Linked DNA regions of Homo sapiens: regions 2 and 3 are each linked to region 1. A link is a contact called in ENCODE Hi-C or POLR2A ChIA-PET data. All regions are on one chromosome and are shown on one strand. The core of a region is the stretch at or near the end of the contact, and the rest is flanking DNA. Distances in the headings are between cores, read along the strand shown. Region 1 overlaps RREB1 (ras responsive element binding protein 1). Region 2 overlaps LOC105374903 (a long non-coding RNA gene). Region 3 has its middle 29 kb from the start of LINC03055.

Region 1 (2,710 bases), core at 152-2,651:
GGTTTTGTGTGTGTGTGTGATTTTTTTGTTTTGTTTTGTTTTGTTTTGAGACGGGGTCTCACTCTGTCTCCCAGGGTGGAGTGCAGTGGTGCCATCATAGCTCACTGCAACCTCAACCTCCCAGGCTCAAGCGATCCTCCCACCTTACCCTCCCGAGTAGCTGGGACTACAGGCACACTCCACCATGCCTGGCCTATTTTTATACTTTCTTAGTGTGGATTTGCATTAATACTATTAGATGAGATTCTGTGGTTCTTTCCAGAATTTTTACTTTGCATTTTAGAAATCTGTGAATAATCGAAAGCTGCCACTATCCTCTGAGAAAAAGGGTAGGCAAGTGTGATCTGTCACTGAATTTTATTCTTCAAATTAGATAAAAAGTGTAAGAAAATTATCAAAGCTAAAAGTTGGCCAATTTTAATTGACAGTCTCTTGTGTAGCCTGTTTTTTATTTGCTAGACTTGACCTTCCTCAAAACATTTTTCCCTTTTACTTTGTGTTTTTTTCTTTTCTAATACCCTTTAACAATCAGCACAGCTTATTTTATATATATGTGTGTGTGTATATATGTATGTATGTGTGTGTATATATATATATGTATGTGTGTATATGTGTGTGTGTGTGTGTGTGTGTGTGTGTGTGTGTGTATTTTTTTTTTTTTCTTTTTTGAGATGAGGTTTCACTCTTGTCGCCCAGGCTGGAGCGCAATGGCACAATCTCTGCCTCCTGGGTTCAAGCAATTCTCCTGCTTCAGCCTCCCGAGTAGCTGGGATAACAGGCATGCGCCACCATACCCAGCTAATTTTGTATTTTTAGTAGAGATGGGGTTTCACCATGTTGGCCAGGCGGGTCTCAAACTCCTGACCTCAGGTGATCCGACCACCTCAGCCTCCCAAAGTGCTGGGATTACAGGCGTGAGCCACCATGCCTGGCCTATTTTATATTTTTGAAGAAATATTTGAAAAACCTCTTGTGGCCGATGCTTACTTTTGATTTAGAATTTCTCTCTGAATTGAATTGACCAAGTTCATGTTCAGTTATGCCAAAGAGCATAACAATCATAAAACTGTCCAAGTGGACACTGTCCCCTCAGTGGACATGTTAAGCAACAATCAAGCCTTTTTCGTCCTATCACTGGTTCTCAAATTTATGATCTGGTTCATAATTAGTTTTTTATCATTTGGCCAACTGGATGCTAATATTTATAACTTAAGTTTTCTTCTGTTTTAGCAGAGTTGTTGTCAGTTTGTGTTTTGGAAAGGAAATGCAAAATAAATTTTATCTTTAATGCAAGCAGTACAGTATTTTTGACATATCTTGTTGAGGTATTTCAGCAGCTCAGTCTTACCGGGTAAAACTGGTGGATGGCAGCAGAATCTGGAACATCGTGCTTGCCCACACTTGAACAGCAGGCAGTGGTGAGAGTGAGAAATTAGGTTAGGGAAGGTTAGGGATGGGCTTGCTGGGGGTAGGATGACTAGCAGAGAGCTGGCCTCTGCTCCGGAATGCAACATGCCCAGGTGTCCTCTCCCACCATGCCCCTCGTCTGATGCACTGAGAACTTTGAACAGGTCCTGAGTGTGTGTCCGGTTTAGTTTCATAACTCGAAAGTAGCAAAGTCAAGAGGGAGCCTGACTTCCAGCATTAGATCACAAAATGAAACCTGCAGGGAGCTGGCAGCATTTCCACCGTAGCACTTCACAGGGCTTTATACCTTACATTTTTCCGCCTTTGTTTAAATATCCAACCTGTCCGACCTGTTCGGGCTGAACAAGCTGGTGCTAGCAAACACTGAAGCGTGCCCACTCACTGTCAACCTTTTTCTGATGTGTTAAGGAAGGTGATTAGTGGCAACATTGTCCCCCCCCCCCAACCCCCATCCCACCCTCCCCACTGAAACATGAACAGGAAGCACTGAAGTCTTAGCCTGTGTATTCATGACACGGATCCTCATCTCACCTTTGGCATGTCTGTGTGCCTGTGGGCCATCCTCAGCTTCTCTTGGGGCTCTGGGATGCTTAGTGGAAAGGTTGTTGGCCTTCAGTGGAGACAGATTTTGTATTTCCTTAAACCGGAGATTCAGTTGCATAATGGGTTCATTGGTCCTGTGGTGTCAGCACTTAATTCTTCCTTTTCATGCTTATATAACCCAGCTTGCTCAAGAGGACTGCTGTTCCAAGTTTATGGGTGGGAAAACTGAGGTCTGCCATGCTGCAGGTTCTTCTGGGGCCCTCCTCTCCAGTTTCTGTTGGTAGATGGTGTACTGTTCCTCCCTCGACATCTCTGGAGAACAGAGGCCATGTGTGCACCATGTCCATCCGTTTTAGATAAAAGTGGCTATAGACGGCCTTGGTCATACAGAAGGGCTCTGTCGCCTGGTTGGTCTTGGGAGGTGACATTTCTCTTTGGATTCATTTATATTCATTCTCTCTCCAATCTTGGTTCCCCTTTCCTTGCCAGCAGTTTCTCAGTGGCCCGTAAGTAATATAACACAACATCCCCAGAGTGGGTGGCTTTCCTTTTTCACTACGCTGCTTCTTGCACTCGCCCACGGCACCTTCCACTTCCCTTGTGGGCGCATGGCCGACCATCTGGGATGGCCCCACCCGTGCATTTCTTGTTCCTCTTTTGGAACTGGCTGAGGAGTAGCAGTGACTTAGCACTGCCCTATCATGAAGATAGTCATCTCTTCCTCCTGCACAGAAAGTGA
Region 2 (2,700 bases), core at 182-2,681, 320 kb before region 1:
ATATGTACCCTAGAGCTTAAAGTATAATAATAAAAAAAAATTCATGTGATTTCTTTCAGATTTGATATGTTGTTGAATAGGATAATTATCAAATTATAACATTAAAACCTAATTCTGAGGTGGGCGGATCATTTGAGGTCAGGAGTTTGAGACCAGCCTAACCAACATGGTGAAACCCCATCTCTACTAAAAATACAAAATAATTAGCGGGGCATGGTGGTGCATGCCTGTAGTCCCAGTTACTCAGGAGGCTGAGGCAGGAAAATCGCTTGCACCCAGGAGGCGGAGGTTGCAGTGAGCCGAGATCACGCCACTGCACTGCAGCCTAGGCGACAGAGTGAGACTCCATCTCAAACAAACAAAAAAAAACTTGTTCCACTTAGAGTTACCCTTTATCTTACTTTATATTCTCTAAGGTCACTGATATCTTTCCAGTCTTCCTGAAAATACAAGCAAATACTGACACAGATGCTATTTTCTTACACAAAATATAACCAGCTATATATACTCAATGCTTTTTGCTTTTGTCTCTTCACGGCATTTTCTGGAAAGCTTGCCAGGTCTGTGCACAGACAGCAGCCCTGCTCCTTTGCCCTGCTGTGTAGTATTCATGTGTGGGATGTTCACGGATTACCCAGTCCTCTAAAGACGACACTTGGGTTGCTTCCAGGCTTCTGCTCCTACAAGAGATGCTGCCGTGAATAACTGCTCACGTACATCCTTCCATACGTGTGCAGACGCCTCTGGAGGATCAGTTCCCAGAAGCACCACCCCACCTTTTATTGCTAGCAAACTGTTAATCACCCACTGACACCCATGGCTCAGAGAGCCAGACATGAGAAGAGGCATGTCCAGAGAGGCACAGGAAATGCAGCTGCATCTGCCTTCTTTACTCAACTGTGAGCATCTTAGGAGTCTGGACCCCTTCTTATCTAACTTTGTATCCCCATGAATAACTCAATAAATAAACAAATGAACAGATGGTATTCAAACTTAGGCTTCTTTAGAAACTGAGAAAGACAACCTCTAAGCAGAGAAGGCTACTCTTTCTCTAGGTACTGATTAGTGCTTACTGCTATGAAGTTTATGTTTCTACACAATCTAAGAACTCATAACCAGAACAGGGAAGTTATTGAGAACACAGAGCAAACCCCAGCGACCCATTTTTCTAGACACAGTTCATTCCTCAACCCCATGCCTTACAGCAGATTGTCTGAAGAAAATACCTTGGCTGCCTATGCATAAACTGCATTTTGACTACTCTTAACATGGTTTCTTTTTGTGTTCTGGGACATTAATGGAAGTCATCAAATGAAAACAAAATAAGGGGAAACATATTTGGTAAAACCCTATAGTTTTGGAGAGGCAGAGTATGAGGAAAACTCTTTAGTATGGAGAGGCAGAGTATGAGGAAATGAAAGTGTAAATGGTTTGCCAAGAGGTGCAGTGACTCACGCCTGTAATCCCAGCACTTTGGGAGGCCAAGGTGGGTGGATCACTTGAGGTCAGGAGTTCGAGATCAGCCTGGCCAACATGGTGAAACCTCGTCTCTACTAAAAACACAAAAATTAGCTTGGCACGGTGACAGGCGCATGTAATCCCAACAACTGGGAAGGCTGAGGTAGAAGAATCGCTTGAACCCAGGAGGCAGAGGTTGCAGTGAGCCAAGATTGTGCCACTGCACTCCAGCCTGGGCAATAGTGTGAAAGTCTGTTTTAAGAAAAAGAAAATGTGGATGGTGCCTACATGATGATCGTCGCTAACATGTATCAAATCTTTGCTATGTATAGACCACTGTTCTATGTCTTTAAATAAATATATTCTCTCATTTAATCTGCTCCTCCAAAAACAAAAAACAAAAAAACAAAAAAACCCAGCCAAACAAAAACTACACAGTTGTTACTATTATTATTCCCAGTTTCTCAGTTTGGAAACTGAAGCACAGAAATGTTAAGAAACTTGTCTAAAGACACACAGCACTTAGCAAGTAGTGGAGTTTGGATTTGAAGCCAAGCAATGCTGTTTCTTCTCGTGTGTGTGTGTGTGTGTGTGTGTGTGTGTGTGTGTGTGTATTTACTTTCCATGGTACATTAGGTAGAAATGGGTTCATTTGTAAGTTTCAGAAAAACCCAAAAATAACTATAGCTTGTCAGAAATGCAAGTTTGTAGCCAGGCACAGTGGCTCACGCTTGTAATCCCAGCACTTTGGGAGGCCAAGGTGGGCAGATCACAAGGTCAGAAGTTTGAGACCAGCCTGGCCAACACAGTGAAACCCCGTCTCTACTAAAAATACAAAAATTAGTTGGGCATGGTGGTGTGCGCCTGTAGTCCTAGCTACTTGGGAGGCTGAAGCAGGAGAATTGCTTGAGCCTGGGAGGCAGAGGTTGCAGTGAGCTGAGATCGTGACACTGCACTCCTGCCTGGGTGACAGAGTGAGACTCCATCTCAAAAAAAAAAAAATAAAAATAAAAAGAAATGCAAGTTTATATAGCTTTCACATAAATAGTAACGGTCAGCAGTCCAGGGTTGCAATACTGGCCAAGATCGTCAGGAACCCAGGCTTCTTATCAACACAGAGCTTCTACCTCATGGCCCAAAATGGCTACTGAGCTCCAGCTACCACATCCACATTCTAGCCCGCAGCAAGTAGGAAAGAGAAATAAGGACACACCCCCTCTCTTTAATACTACTTCCCAGAAG
Region 3 (2,700 bases), core at 10-2,509, 340 kb before region 1:
CATGAGTGCCAGCCACCATCTAGGCATTGGAGATAGAGTGGTGAACAAGCCAACTAAGTCTCTGCTTCCATGGAACTTGTACGTTCTAGGGAAGGAGAGAAATCAGTAAACAAATGCATGTGTAAGACAATAGTCATCGAAGAGAATTTTAGGCAGGGATAAATACTACTAAGAAAACTAAGGCAGGCCAGTCATGGTGGTTCACACATGTAATCCCAGCACTTTGGCAGATCACTTGGCCCAGAAGTTCAAGACCAGCCTGGGCAACATAGTGAAACTCCGTCTCTACAAAAAAAATACAAAAATTAGCAAGTCTGGCTGGGTGCAGTGGCTCATGCCTGTAATCCTAGCACTTTGGGAGGCTGAGGTGGGTGGATCACCTGAGGTCAGGAGTTCAAGACCAGCCTGGCCAACATGGCAAAACCCCATCTCTACTAAAAATACAAAAATTAGCCGGGCATAGTGGCATGCGCCTGTAATCCCAGCTACTTGGGAGACTGAGGCAGGAGAATCGCTTGAACCCAGGAGGTGGAGGTTGCGGTGAGTGGAGATTGCACCACTACACTCCAGCCTGGGCAACAGAGTGAGACTCAGTCTCAAACAAAAACAAAAGCAAAAACAAAAACAAAAATTAGCCGGGCGTAGTGGCACGTGCCTATAGTCCCAGATACTCGGGAGGCTCAGATGGGAGAATCACTTGAACCCAGGGAGCAACAGAGTGAGACCCTTTCTCAAAAACGCAAACAACAACAACAAAAATTAGCCAGGTTTGGTGGCTTACACCTGTGGTCCCAGCTACCTGGGAGGCTGAGATGGGAGGATCAAGGATCAAGGAGGTTGAGGCTGCAGTGAGCCATGATTGCACTATTGAACTCCAGCCTGGGCAACAGAGCAAGACCTTGTCAAAAAGAAAAGGAAGAACGAAGGAAGAAACTAAGGCAGAATGGGAGATAGTGATGATGGGTGGGTGGGGTTGCATTCCACAGAGCTGTCAGATAATGGGAGGAAGGAGCTAGACATGGAGGGTCTGGGAAAAGCATCCCAGGATGAGGAACCAACAGAGATCCTGTGTCGCAGGACCAGGTTTGGAGGCTGCTGGCACCATGAGGACGTGAGGGCTGTAAGCTGGCAGAGCTCTTAGAGTGAGCATGCTGAGAGCTGTAGGTCATGGGTCGGAGCGTGGGTTCTATTCTACTGTGACAGGAAGTCATGCCGTGAGAGGATTTCCCCGCAGTGAAGTCAGGTGATTCGTGTCCTTAAATGCTGCCCGAGGACTTCTGAGTAGGTGGAGCCTAGGGAGGGAGAGCAGAGGCAAGGGGATCAGTCGAGCCCCGCTGGTGGGATGAGTCTGCCGGGACAAGGGGTGCTAGCTGTGGTCCTCGTCTGCCTTGTTCTCAGCTGTATCCTGGCCCCCAGATGAAGCCTGGCCACAGTGTACTTGGTAAATAGTGGTTGCAGGAATGACTGAAATCCTGGCCTGAGTGAGCTCACAACTTTCCATATGAGGCAAATAAGCAGATCTGTTGGTTATGACCCAGATACGTGGTGACCAGGGCAAACGTTTGTCAGAGGAGTGACGGGTGGGGGCTGGACTGTCTTCCCGGTACAGCTGTGGAGGAAAGCAGGCAGTGCAGCTGGGACATGCAGCCGCTGTCCCCTGGGGCTGGCGGAAGGGTGTGGAGTGACGGAGAGGGAGAGCTGCTGATCAGGGAGCTGGGCATCCCGTTGCAGCCTTACTGGGAAGCTTGCATCCCAGAGCCGACTTGCCTCACCTTTATTCAGGGATTCAGGCCCTTCCCCTCCCCCAAGGGCTTGCTTAATTCCCCTGGCTTCCTTGAGGCATACTCAGAAATTCCTTTCAGTTCCCCTTTCTGCTGGCTGTGCTTGAGGCAGGGATGGGCCAAATACCCTCCACGCCCTTGGTCCATCCAGAAGTACTGAGTCAACAGCCCTTTCCCAGAATCTACCTCCATCTCTTTCCACACCTGCAGCCGGACTGTTCCCAGGAATGAGGTGGGGCAGGACCTGAGAGCAAAGTGTGAGCTGGTGTGCAGAACCACCCGGAGGTGGAAGGAAGCTAGAATCTAGTGTAGGGTGCCTCTGACACTTGTCCCACACATAGATCTCCCAGGGATGACTGTGTGGGTCCGAGGTGGGATGGAAAACTTGCATTTCTTACAGGCTGCTGGGGATGCTGGTGCTGAGGCTTCCGATCACCCTGGAGGCACGGCTCTGTATGAAGGCAGGGTGAGGTTGGCAGAGGAGAGATAAATACAGTCACAATTTACTGAGTGCCAGACACCGGGCTAAGGGCATTATGTGAATAATCTCTTTTAATCCTCACCAGCCCTGTGAGTTGGCACCATTATTATGCCTATTTAACAGATGAGATTTAGAAAGACTGGTGAACTTGCTCAAGGTCACAGAGCTTGCAAGTGAGACTTGAACTCAATTGTCTGACTCCAGCAGTTGAACTATTAAGAGAAATTCCGAGAGGATAAATCTTGATCGTCTGACTATGATGTGTTGTAAGCAACAACTAGAGAAAAGATCAAGAAATGAAAAAAGATGCCCATACAGCCAACAAAGGGAAGGGTGTATATTGTATATGCAGCTATGACTGGACCCAGTAGAATTTCAGGATGCCTCAACTTCTGAACCAATCAAGATTAAAAATAGCTGTGACAAAAGAAAAAAGAT

The links. A loop is a pair of places that touch in the nucleus more often than their neighbours do. ChIA-PET counts read pairs that join two places held with the same protein, here RNA polymerase II (POLR2A). Pooled maps may share reads with other maps.
Region 2: a loop to region 1 is called in a pooled map, with 2.2 times the contacts of the local background. The contact joins two enhancer-like sites. A Hi-C loop is called at or near these places in 2 of 50 pooled maps. POLR2A ChIA-PET finds 5 or more read pairs at or near these places in 2 of 52 experiments (BJ and OCI-LY7).
Region 3: a pooled map shows a loop between it and region 1 (2.9-fold over the local background). The contact joins two enhancer-like sites. A Hi-C loop is called at or near these places in 2 of 50 pooled maps. POLR2A ChIA-PET finds 5 or more read pairs at or near these places in 2 of 52 experiments (K562 and OCI-LY7).

The regions. Positions count from the first base shown.
Region 1 is chr6:7,199,635-7,202,344 of GRCh38, forward strand. The region is part of intron 6 of RREB1 (ras responsive element binding protein 1); the gene reads left to right. Among named protein-coding and RNA genes, the nearest start is that of RREB1, 93 kb to the left of the region's middle. RefSeq lists enhancers at 1,402-1,696, 2,461-2,610, 2,661-2,710. Within about 2 kb of position 1,402, at least 21 of the 41 ENCODE cell types and tissues checked have a DNase peak (open chromatin) inside an H3K27ac peak, as active enhancers do.
Region 2 is chr6:6,878,285-6,880,984 of GRCh38, forward strand. The region is part of intron 1 of LOC105374903 (a long non-coding RNA gene); the gene reads right to left. Among named protein-coding and RNA genes, the nearest start is that of LINC03055, 6.0 kb to the right of the region's middle. Within about 2 kb of position 1,432, at least 4 of the 41 ENCODE cell types and tissues checked have a DNase peak (open chromatin) inside an H3K27ac peak, as active enhancers do.
Region 3 is chr6:6,855,477-6,858,176 of GRCh38, forward strand. No RefSeq gene overlaps it. Among named protein-coding and RNA genes, the nearest start is that of LINC03055, 29 kb to the right of the region's middle. RefSeq lists an enhancer at 1,180-2,379. Within about 2 kb of position 1,260, at least 21 of the 41 ENCODE cell types and tissues checked have a DNase peak (open chromatin) inside an H3K27ac peak, as active enhancers do.